Linked DNA regions of Homo sapiens: region 2 is linked to region 1. A link is a loop called in an ENCODE intact Hi-C map of the cell type or tissue named here. Cell type or tissue: CD4-positive, alpha-beta T cell. All regions are shown on one strand. Each heading gives the region's core, and the rest is flanking DNA. Links, peaks and the distances in the headings are about the cores only.

The links. Hi-C counts contacts between places; a loop is a spot of excess contacts. Peaks named below come from ENCODE experiments on the same cell type or tissue, not always from the same donor. Only the 100,000 strongest peaks of a DNase experiment are listed, where the experiment ranks them.
Region 2: a loop joins it to region 1, with 2.2 times the contacts of the local background. A loop is called at or near these places in 5 of 110 quality-filtered maps.

What each region holds. Positions count from the first base shown.
Region 1 is chr1:8,406,479-8,411,853 of GRCh38, reverse strand. The region is part of intron 12 of RERE (arginine-glutamic acid dipeptide repeats); the gene reads left to right. Among named protein-coding and RNA genes, the nearest start is that of RERE-AS1, 15 kb to the left of the region's middle. In CD4-positive, alpha-beta T cell, for the core only: a CTCF peak has its summit at 2,679; DNase peaks (open chromatin) are centred at 2,603 and 3,993; H3K27ac peaks cover 2,204 bases.
Region 2 is chr1:8,661,717-8,667,091 of GRCh38, reverse strand. All of the region lies in intron 1 of RERE (arginine-glutamic acid dipeptide repeats), which reads left to right. Among named protein-coding and RNA genes, the nearest start is that of RERE, 150 kb to the left of the region's middle. RefSeq lists an enhancer at 2,622-2,671. In CD4-positive, alpha-beta T cell, for the core only: no CTCF peak of the experiment used is centred there; a DNase peak (open chromatin) is centred at 2,871.

The DNA of each region.
Region 1 (5,375 bases), core at 211-5,210:
CGCAAAGTAAAGCACAGAGCCAGTGAACTGGGGGCAAACTACACGTTTTGGATAATGTGAGCCTAAAAAGAAAAACCCTAAAACTTTTAAATAAATTTCTAAAAACCAAAACCTTTTAGTATATGTAATTTACTGGCTTAAAACTATAAATATTATAGTTTTAATAATTTTGTAGATCAGGAATTTAGGTGGGACTCAGCTGGCCATTTGTTTCCATGTCATGTATCCAAAGCTCACTCTGTAGTATCACCTGGTAGATGGGTTGACCTGAAAGGTCCAAGGTGGCTTCCCTTATGTGTCTGCCACCTTACGGGAGATGGGTGGGAAGCTGGCTCATCTGGGGCTATTAACCAGAATACTGGCATTTGTCCTGTCCTCTGGGGTGGATTTGCCCATCAAAACTTGAAGTTCTAGCAGGGCAGGGTAGATACTCCTACTATAGTTCCAACTACCTGGGAGGCTGAGGCAGGAGGATATCTTTAGTTCAGCCCGAGCAAGCTAGCAAGACCCCATCTCTTTAAAAAAAAAAAAAAAAAGACTTGAAGCCCTTATTTCTTTTGATCTTGTAAATCTATCAGGTGACTCAGGAGAAAAGTCCATGTGCCTCTCTCCATTTTATGGCCACCAGATGAGTTGAAGGATGTAATGCTTCTTTATGTAGTAATTTTGTATTTTTATTAAGATGTCCATGTTTACCAATAGGAATACCCATTTGTCCAATATATCTTAGACTCATACAAAAGTGTACCATTTTCTTTTGTACAGTACTCTGTTCTAGTTATTATTTCTCCAAATGCTACATACCTTACCAGGCATGTCTATAAATACTTACATTTGTTGCAACATTTTTCTGGAAATCTGTCATTTGGAATGTTTAACTAGATAGTGTGAATGTAAAATGCTCCTAGTTTATTCCTGATGCTAGTCAATCATCAAGCACTTACTGAACTTATTGAGCATGGGGAGAAAAATAGTGAGCTGCGGTTGTGCTCCCTGGGGGTGTCTTACTGGCTGCCACGGTGCATACTGGAGGGAAACCAAGTGCCGAACAATGTAGTGTGGATATTAAATAGTAATGGGAGGATGAAGGCTTGGGGAGTCTTGTGCATCCTGGAAGATGGACACTTGGGGCTTCAAGCTCTTTGAAGGATGGGTGTTTTCAATGTTAAAACTTGTTTGAAAGGCCTTGCCGAAGGAAGTCCTTGAAGTAGCTTTCTTGTCTGTTGAGGTATTTCTCACTACCTGAATCTTCTACAGCATTCCTGCAGACTGGGGACATCGAACCCATTAAATGAAGCCATTGTGGTTTTGAACAGTTCCATTTTTCGGGCCGCCTTCCTTTTATTAAGCTGAAATCTGTATCACTTCACCTTCCATACATTGTTCTGATCTCGTCCCTTGGAGACTTAGAGGATTCTTGCCATAACGTCTTCCTCATGGAGGCTCTTCATGTGGGCCTGTGTAGTTGGCACACCCCCTGCCTGGGCTTCTGGCTATAGGCTGCTCAGGCCTCTGCTTCCTGCAACAGCCGTTCTGGGTGAGGTCTTGTGGACCTTTATCATTCGGCCCTTTGTAAAAATTGATGTCTACAAAGAGGAGAAAGTGGCAACAATGGCCCCAGCCGTGTCCCCCAGCCAGGGCGGCCCCCCTCCCCTGCCCAGCCCTCCTTACCCAGCAGGCAGGCAGGTATGCATGCATGTGTGTTAACTTAGTGCCTCCTGGGTGTGCATCAGTGCACAGTTCCTAGACTAACATAAAGTCACATATAGGTTGTGTTTGTTCTGTTGAGTTGAGCATGTCTTTATCCCAGCTCTCATTTCCCACAATGAGAAAGCATTAATGTTCGGATTTAGTAAAAAAAAAAAAAAAAAAAAAAAAAAAATTGCCTGATTGAATAGTGCATACCCAGGCTAACCATTAATTACACCATTTCGACACTTAGAATGGACCTGAGCAAAGATTTCCAGTGCCAGAGCCCAACATCATCATGCATGAAATAGTAGGCTCTTTGCTCCTGGGAGAGGGACCATTAGCTTTGATCATGTCGCCAGGCCCTCCCCAGGAACTTGTCCATGCTGATAATCTTAGCACCAGTTAATTTCTCAACCCATTCCTACATGTTTTGATAAACTGTGGCTAAAGATTAAGATAGCAACCATTTAGCAGACATACGCCTTCATGAGTGTGCTGCTTTTGTTTCAAATCATCTGTTGAAAGAAAAGCTTGAAAGACAGAGTTCTCCATTTTGCCCTCTCATAAACAAAAATTCTGGAAATGAGCTGTTCACAGACTGGCCTAGGAGCCCTGGATTTTAAGGTAAAATCATTGCTTTGGGATTTGCTGTCAGTCCAAATTGGACTTTCTGCTTTTCATTGAGCCTTCCCCCTGCTTCTATTCCTCTCCCCAAAACAGTGCTGCTCACAGGAACTGTGTCCCGACAGAAGTGTGGACAGTTCTCCTTTTCTCTCTGCTGCCTCATGCGGTTGTTAGAACAAGCTAATTCCATCTGAGTAGGTAGTATAGCTTTTCTTTCTGTTTACTATTGCTGGGTGACAGGAGAGCAAGGGCAGAAGTTATGGTAGATAGCTCAGCTTTACAACCATTGTCGGGGCTAAACATGAATCCTCAGCAATCGGGTTGGCCATTCCTCTTCTCAAACGTTGTACTCCCTCTGCTGGTTTTGAGACAACTGATATTTCCTTAAGAAGTGTGAGGCTCTGCCTTCAAAACGGCACAGTCTCTTTTCCCCAGATCTGCAACTGTGTGTGTTGCACACCCACAAAGAAGACAGTTCTTTCTGGCTGTGGGGAAATGATTTCAGTTCTTGGGCAAGGATGGCAAGGAATAAATGTAGAAGAAATTCCTTTCTGATACCATTCTCCTACCTCACATCCTACCCCCAAATCATTGCGGGACATTTAGACTTGTTTGGGGGACCCCCAAACACAGCATTCTCAGGCGTTGTATTCACTTCTACTTGTTTTCTTTGACCACCACCACCTCCTGCCCCAAGCCCAGCCTCCACCTCCCCGCAGCACTCACGGCAGGAGTCATTTTTTATAGCACACATAACCTTTACACCAAAAGGAAAAAGTGCATTGCTTGTAACAAAATGAATCTCTTTTCTGCTTTTATTTTGAAAAGTCCTCCCTGTTGTTTAATGTGGAGGATATTCATGCTGAAAGCCTGTTCCAAGTAGGCATTTGTGCGTCCCAGAGGAACTTTTGATTTATTTCCTTAACTCTGCCCTCCTTTCTCTGTGGTTCAGAAACCTTTAATGATCTGTGAAGCTCAGAGACTTCAGTGCGAAACAGTAGTCGTTTTAAGAACCCCTCCCACTATATAAAAGGCCTGCCAGTTTCCACATGCTGGGTTTTTGACTCCCTGAAAGGCTGACCTCTTACAAATTTTGGTTGTACAGCAGGGCATCCTGGGTTGGGGCCTTGATAATGCTTTTGTGAAATCTTTTTCCCTCCTCCTCTTGCTCTCTTTGAAAGTTGTAATGAAAATTCCGGGCTCTTGGCCAGCCTGTGGGATGTGATACAGTAGAAATGTTTCTGGTGCCCTTTGTTACTACTCGGCTTTGATTAGGTTTATTTCCCGTAAGCTTGATTTTGCTAGCCCTTCCCCCACCCTCCCTTTTTTTAATGGCTGAGGAGGTTAACTTAGCCAAGGTTAAGCGTTTTATTATGCAGGCTGCTTCAACCTAGTAGAGTCACTTTGGCCAGGCTTTTGTGGCAGAGAGAGACAAGGGGAAGCTATGTTCTCCCTCTGTGTTTGCATTTCTTCCTCCCAAGGCTGCCTTTTACTTTTAATGCCAGCGTTCATAGAAGGTAACAAGCTAGGTAAGCTGTATTGGTTTCCCATTTCTTTACTCAGAATGTTCCAGGAAACCATTGTACAACTTGTCTTGAGATTTTGTTAGTCAAGGTAAAAATCATGGTAGACCTCTCTAGGGTTTCTGCCAGGTGGAGGGCAAGGCCTTGAGAGCCGCAGTTAACAGCAGCACGCCTTTGATCCTCCCTGTGGTTCTCTGTTTCAAAAGAAAGAAGTGGCTGCAGCTTTAAAAAGGTTTTAAATGCTGCTTTGACCTTGTATTTATAGCTCTTTCGCCCTTGCCATTAAGAACATTTTATAGACATCAGCTCAGCAGTCATCCCCATAAGTCTACGGGGGCTGCCAGTATCATTCCACATGCACAGGTGGAGAAACTGAGGCACGGTGATACTAAAAATGGCACCCTCACAGGTCTTGTCCAGGTCATGGGGTGGGGATGAGCCAAGAACTAGGGCCTTGAGAGGTAGGCTTCCCCCACAGAGCTTCTGTTGCAAGTGCTTGCATCTGGGACAAGATTTGCTTTTTATAGAAAAAAAAAGTGGAATTTTATTATCTTAGACATTCTTTGTTCACAGTAGGATTCCTTGGCCACCTTATAAAGTATAAATGTATGTGCTTCCTTTGTATCCTAGAGCTGTTGAGATGCGAACTGTCTCATAAGGTAGCAGAAAGCACTGTGATGGAAGCTTCTGTTTCATCGGTGTCCTGGAATCTGCTCCATCCCCTTCTCTAGGCAGCAATATGGTCCTGCTTCCTTCTGGGTTTAGGTCCTGGGAGCCTGTCACAATTCTGTCACACAAAAAGAGAATTCCGTAATGACCAGCACAGCTGTATCATTTCAAGGTTCTATGCTAAAAATGTGCAGATCACCAAATAGTTGGCCACTGAGAGAGCCTGTACCACAGAGGGTTTCCTAATGCGAATGCCTGCCCCAAACACTGCAGACAGCACTTTCTGGACTTCATCCTCCATGTTCATTAACTTTCCACTGATTTAACAGTTCTAACCAGAGTTATTCTTGATCTTTGATGAAGTAGATTTTTGAACCTCGGGTGTCGGGTGTTTTGTTGTGGAGATGATGCGGGCTCTGTAGCACATTTGTGGCAGGGTTCTTTTCACCCTCCACAAAGTTGTATGAGCTCTGACTCTTGCCTGGGCTGAAAATGCGGTCTAAAATTATATATGTACGTAGTACTTCTTAGGTTTTTTAAGATCCTCACTGGACTAAATGGAAGAGAATTCTAAATTCTCAACGTGTTCTAATTATTCTGAACTATTCTCCCTCTCCCAAAAACACATACAGATACACACAAATTTATTTTGTGTGTAACCCTTGACTTTCAGAAAGTTTGGGTTATTCTATGCATAATTTTTTAAAAAACCATTTGGTTTAAAATAATTTCAAACTTAAAGAATTTGCAAGAAGAGTATAAAGCATTCCCATATATTCTTTACCCAGATTCTCCAAATATTAACATCTTATCACATTATTTAACCCTCCTTTTGTGTGTGTGCGTGTGTGGTTTTCCCCCCACATG
Region 2 (5,375 bases), core at 239-5,238, 260 kb before region 1:
GAGGAAGTGCTACTATCAGCATTAAACCCAGTCCTCATTAAAGGGTTTATTTTTTGCTGCCTTCTGCTCTGATACCACAAAGGCTGCTCTTTGAATTTGACCTGGGCATCCCATTGCAGTTATTTAGGTTCCTTAAATAAGCCGTATATTCTGAGAATGAGTATATAAACTCTTAGCAGGATTGATTGAGTTTACTCATTAACCTCAGAGGTAGAGAATCGTGCAGGGGTATATGTAGCTCTTTGCTTATGTGGTTGGTTTGGGTCAGGTGGAAGAACTTTAAAACATGGAAAAACTCTCAATACCACATAACTTTCAGATAAAAAGCTGTTTTATTTCTGTCTGAGTTTGCAGATCTGCTGACTTCATATTTCAGTGATATCTTGCAGCTTCATCTGCAATTCTCTGGCATATTTTGAAGTATTCTCTACATCAGGTTACTGTTTATGAGAATGCCTTACTTCTTATTCAGTGAATACAAGTGTTAGAGTGACATTTCCCTTTCCAGAGCAAAAGCCATTACGTCTTCTTTCCCAGGCATGTTGATATGAAAGGCAACAGGAAAGGAAAATTGATTTCCCTTTGGAAGCAAGTCGCCCAGCTGTAGGGTGCCTGTTTGGTTTTCTGCTGCATGCTGGCTGCAGCTGCTTCTCTTGGAGGCAGGGCTAGCAGAGTAAGATGTTCATGTAGGTCTTCCACACGTGGACTGTCTCCTTGCCTTGTGTTCCTAAAGGAGGATGCTAACACATTTTTTGGATACACAATAAATGCAGAAATGGCACAGGCAAAAGTACTTGAGGTACCTCGGTTCCTTACTTAGGCTCTCAGAGAATATGGATTTGAAAGTAAGTTTGTTTGGCCGACACTAACAACTCTTGGTGGAAAACATCTCCTACTGCCAGATAAGATGAATGTTCCTAGACTGCTCTTTTCATCTCAGTAGCCTGGCAGCACCTTTTTCACTTAACCTACTGTATTGGATAACTCGGCTTTTAAGGCCATGTCATTTAAGGCAGGATGGCTTTGTGGTTAAGCATATAGGCTCTGGAGTCAGCTGCTTGGGTTCATATCCTAGGTCTCACACATAGTTGTGTGAGTTTGGTCAACTTGCTCAGCCTCTCAGTGCTTACTTTTGCATTGATAAGATATACATAACAGTAGTACTGACTGAATAAGGGTATAGCTAGGATATATGACCTGGCTTTCATATGTTTTTCCTGCATGGTTATTTGTTGTGTCTTTTTTCTCTCTCAGATGTATCCAGTTTGGATCATAAATTACATTGTCACCTTTGTTATAGTGAAGATTAAATGAGTTAACATGTGTAAAGTGCTTAGTGCATATTAAGTGCCCAGTGAGTGTTGGCTGCTTTATTATTTTGGGGGCATTCCATTATCCCTTCCACCTGCTCTACTTAAATTTACTTTGTACTGCTCTTTTTCCCCTGTAGCTGCTATTTAACTGAACACTCTCTTAAGTGAAGTTCCTCCCACCTGGACTGTCTTTCGCCTTCTCTTTGCGTCTCCTTATCCTACTCATGGTTTATGAACCAAATCAAGTACCTCTTCAGTTATTTATTCATGAAATATTTTCTTTCCCCAACACAAGTCTCATCATAATGCCCTCTTTACTGATCCAACGTATGTGTGAGAGGGTGGGAAGGAAGAAGAAATAATTTATTATTCCTCTTTCTGTGCCAGGCAGTGAGTTAAGGAATTGGAAATACAGCAAAGGGCAAAAAACAGTCAAGGGTCAGTCCCTCAAGGAACTTCTAGCTGGGAGGTGGAGATAGAAGCTAACCAAATCACACAAGTAAATGTAAAGTTACAGTTGTGGAAAATGCTATGAAGGGAATTTAACCTGTTTTGAACAAGAAAGCTATCCTCAGGACGTTGCTGTTGAGCTATGACTTGAAGGAAGGGTAGGAGGCACCTAGGCCAGACGAAGAGCATTACAAAGGGTAGGAAGAACCTTAGCAAAGGACTCTGGGTAGGAAGGAGTGTGGTGTGTTCTGGGAACTGAGGGAGGGATAGTGTGGCTGGGTGTAGACTGAAAGACAGTGCTGAGAGATGAAGCGAAAAAAGGATAAGCACCTTGCAGATCATGATAAGGATTTGGATTTTTAATGTACCAAAGTGAAGAGTCACTGACGTATTGTAAAGTGGGGATTGACATAATGTCATTAGCCTTTTTAAAGGAACACCCTGGCTGCAGTACAGTAAAATAATTGTAGGAGTTCAGAGGAGTGGATTTGAAGAGACTAATCAAGAACCTGATTCAAGTGGTCCAGGAAAGCCATACTAGTAGATTGAACTAAGATTTGTGATGTTGGAGGTGTTTGGAGGTATAAGTTTGAGAGAAATTTATAAGGTAACAATGAGATAATTTGTTGATGATGGGATGTAGGGATTAAAGAGAGGAGACAGGAGGATTGCTTGAGCCCAGGAGTTCAAGACTAGCCTGGGCAACAAAATGAGACCCTGTCTCTACAAAAAATTTTAAAAATTAGCCAGGCATGGTGGTGCACGCAGAGTATGCCTTTGGTTTGGGCATGTTGAGGTACCTTTGAGATATCCAAGAAGAGACCCCAGGTGAACAGTTTTCACATGTGTCTGAAGCTGAAGGGGAGATCTGGTAGACATGTACTTGTGTGGATCCTCCTGTGTGTCCTGGTATCTGATTGGTGATGAACGCATTATATATGAGATTGGCCAGGTAGAAAGTAGAGGATGAGAAAAGAGGGAGTGCCCCAACAGAACTTCTACACTGGTTGGCCTAGTATAAGAAGTGGAGGGAGCAGTTAGATAGGCCCTGGAGAGGATCGTGTCTAGAAAGTGAAAGGAAAAGAGGCCTTCCAGGAGGGTGTGTGGCCAGCCCCTGTCAGCTGCTACTGAATAATCAAATAATGATGAGGAAAATGCTCTCCTGAATTTGCTGCAGAGAGGAAATTGCTTGAGTGGGAGTTGCTTCACGGAATATGACATGGTAGACATGGTCCTTGCCTTTGTGGACTTTGCAGTTAGTGGGGAAGTGATGTAAGTTAACAACTGATAACACTAGTGGGATCAATGAGGGCCATTTTACAGGCAGGATTGGGGGGCAAAGAGAAGGCTGGACTCTGGGTAGGTCTGGGAGGCCTCCTGGAATTGGAGAGCAGAAACACTGGAGACTCTGAGGGTCAGTAGAAGGTACACAGACAAAGGGGCGGGGAACAGTATTCCCAGCAGTTGGGTTCTAGGGACTGAAGGAGTGTCTTGAGGCAGCAGGAGGAGCATGCAGGAGGGGTGGAGGTGGAAGCAGTAGGGGAGAGGTGAGGCTGGAGAGGTGAAGGGGCAGCCCCATAATCTTTGAAAAGGAATAGTGGGCATTGTATGCTTTAAATGAATTGTATGCTTTAAATGGTGATTCATATGGAACGTGAATTATATCTGAATTGAGCTATTATGAAAAAAAGTGGTGGGACGTCAGATATGCTGGCTGGCTGGCTGCACTGGAGGACAGATGGGAGGAAGGCTAAGGCAAACAATGTTTTGTAGTCACAAAGATCTGTTAGAAAGCAGTTGTATTCATCTGCATGAGGGATGATGATGGCTTGAAGTAGGTAAGCTAAGATTCAGTTGGAGCAGTGGGTCCATTACAGAGGTGTTCAGGATGTGTCTGGTAGACTAAGTGCTAAGCAAAAATGCCTAGAGTATGGTCAGGCATTTGAAAAATATAAGTATGTCTTACTGTGGTTGAGTGAGGAAGAATTAACTGGAGGACTTCGCTCACTGTATTTAGTCAAAAGTCAAACATCCTAACAAATAGCCTGGCTTGAGCAATGGAGATGAGTAGAGCTTGAGGATTGGGAACTCAGGAGGGAGGGGCAGATTTCCATGGATAAGTGAATTTTACATGACCCAAGAGGAAATATTTTTAATTTTTTTCTTCATTTGTAGTTAATTCTCCATGATTTGTTTCTTAATCATGGAACTGGATAGATTTTACCCCCGCCCAAATAGTTAAGTTTCTTGAGGATAGGGGTGTTTTGGCTACCTTTATATCTTCCATAGCTTATTATCTACCATAGTAGATGTAAATCATGACTGAAATAAATACATATTATTGATATTTTACATTTGTAAAGCACTTTGCAATCTATAAGTACAATTTACATATAGTATACTTGTGTAATTCTCAACAGCAGCATTGTGAAATAGGTAGGTCTTGTCCCCTTTTACAGCAATGAAACTGCGACTCAGACAGGTAGAGTGATTTGCCCAAGGCAGTGCAGCAAGCGGCAGTGCTAAGAACTTGGATCTTGGCTTCTCAGTCCAGTATCCCCAGTTCTGTCCTGGGCCCCTTCCTTAAGCTTAAGTACTGACAGGAAGTGGTTTTCTTTTTTTGTTTTTTAAGAGACAGGGTCTCACTCTGTTCCCTAGGCTGGAGTGCAGTGGTGGTGATCACAGCCCATTGTAGCCTTGAACTCTTGGCCTCAAACAATCCTCCCACCTCCCACCTCAGCCTCCCAAGTAGCTAGGACTACAGGTCTGCACCACCACGCATAGCTAATTTTTAAATTTATTTTTCTTTTGTAAAGATGGGGTCTTGCTGTGTTTCCCAGGTTGGTCTCAAATGATTGCCTCCTTGCCTCAAATGATTTCTCCACTTTGTTATCCCACAGTGCTGGGATTATAGGCATGAGCCGCTGTATCCAGCCAGGAAGTGGTTCTCTTAAATGAGATTTGGACCATGAGTATGACTGAAATTTTTGTGCTTTGTCTGAATTGGTTTTGAGAAGTAGTGTGAGATGTTTGGGGGTGGTGTTGGCTTCATTTTGAAGAGGTAAGATGGTGTTTGTAGAGGCTGAAGTAACCTAAAATGAAGAGTAATTCTGTATATTGGCTCTGCTGAAAGCTTTGATTCTTTCCCCTAGATTAAGTGGGGAATCTAATAGGATCAAAAAACTGTGAGGAATCTGGCCTTCAGCTAAATAGGTGAAGCTGCCATTTTTTGAGCTTTGGCAACTGCCCACATATTCTTACTTAAGATGAAATGATGATGTATAATCTTCTAATCAGGAAATGATTGAGAGGAATATACTTAAAAGGAGTCCTAAGGGTACTGCCTTTGGAAATGTGTAACTCATAAGTCTATTTTGAATATCCTCTGCACTCAAGCGTGAGCAATAAATGTTCTCATGAGTTTTAAAAGTTTTGTCAAAAAGTTGTACTCACTTCCTGGGTGATCTCATTCAGTCTCATGGCTTTAAAAACTAAATTATTATCTCCAGCCTGGACCTCTGCCAACTTCGACTCTGTGATTTTCTAGGCTTCTTGATCAAGCTTAACACATTCAAAGCCAAATTCCTGGTCTCCCCATGAAACTCAAACAGC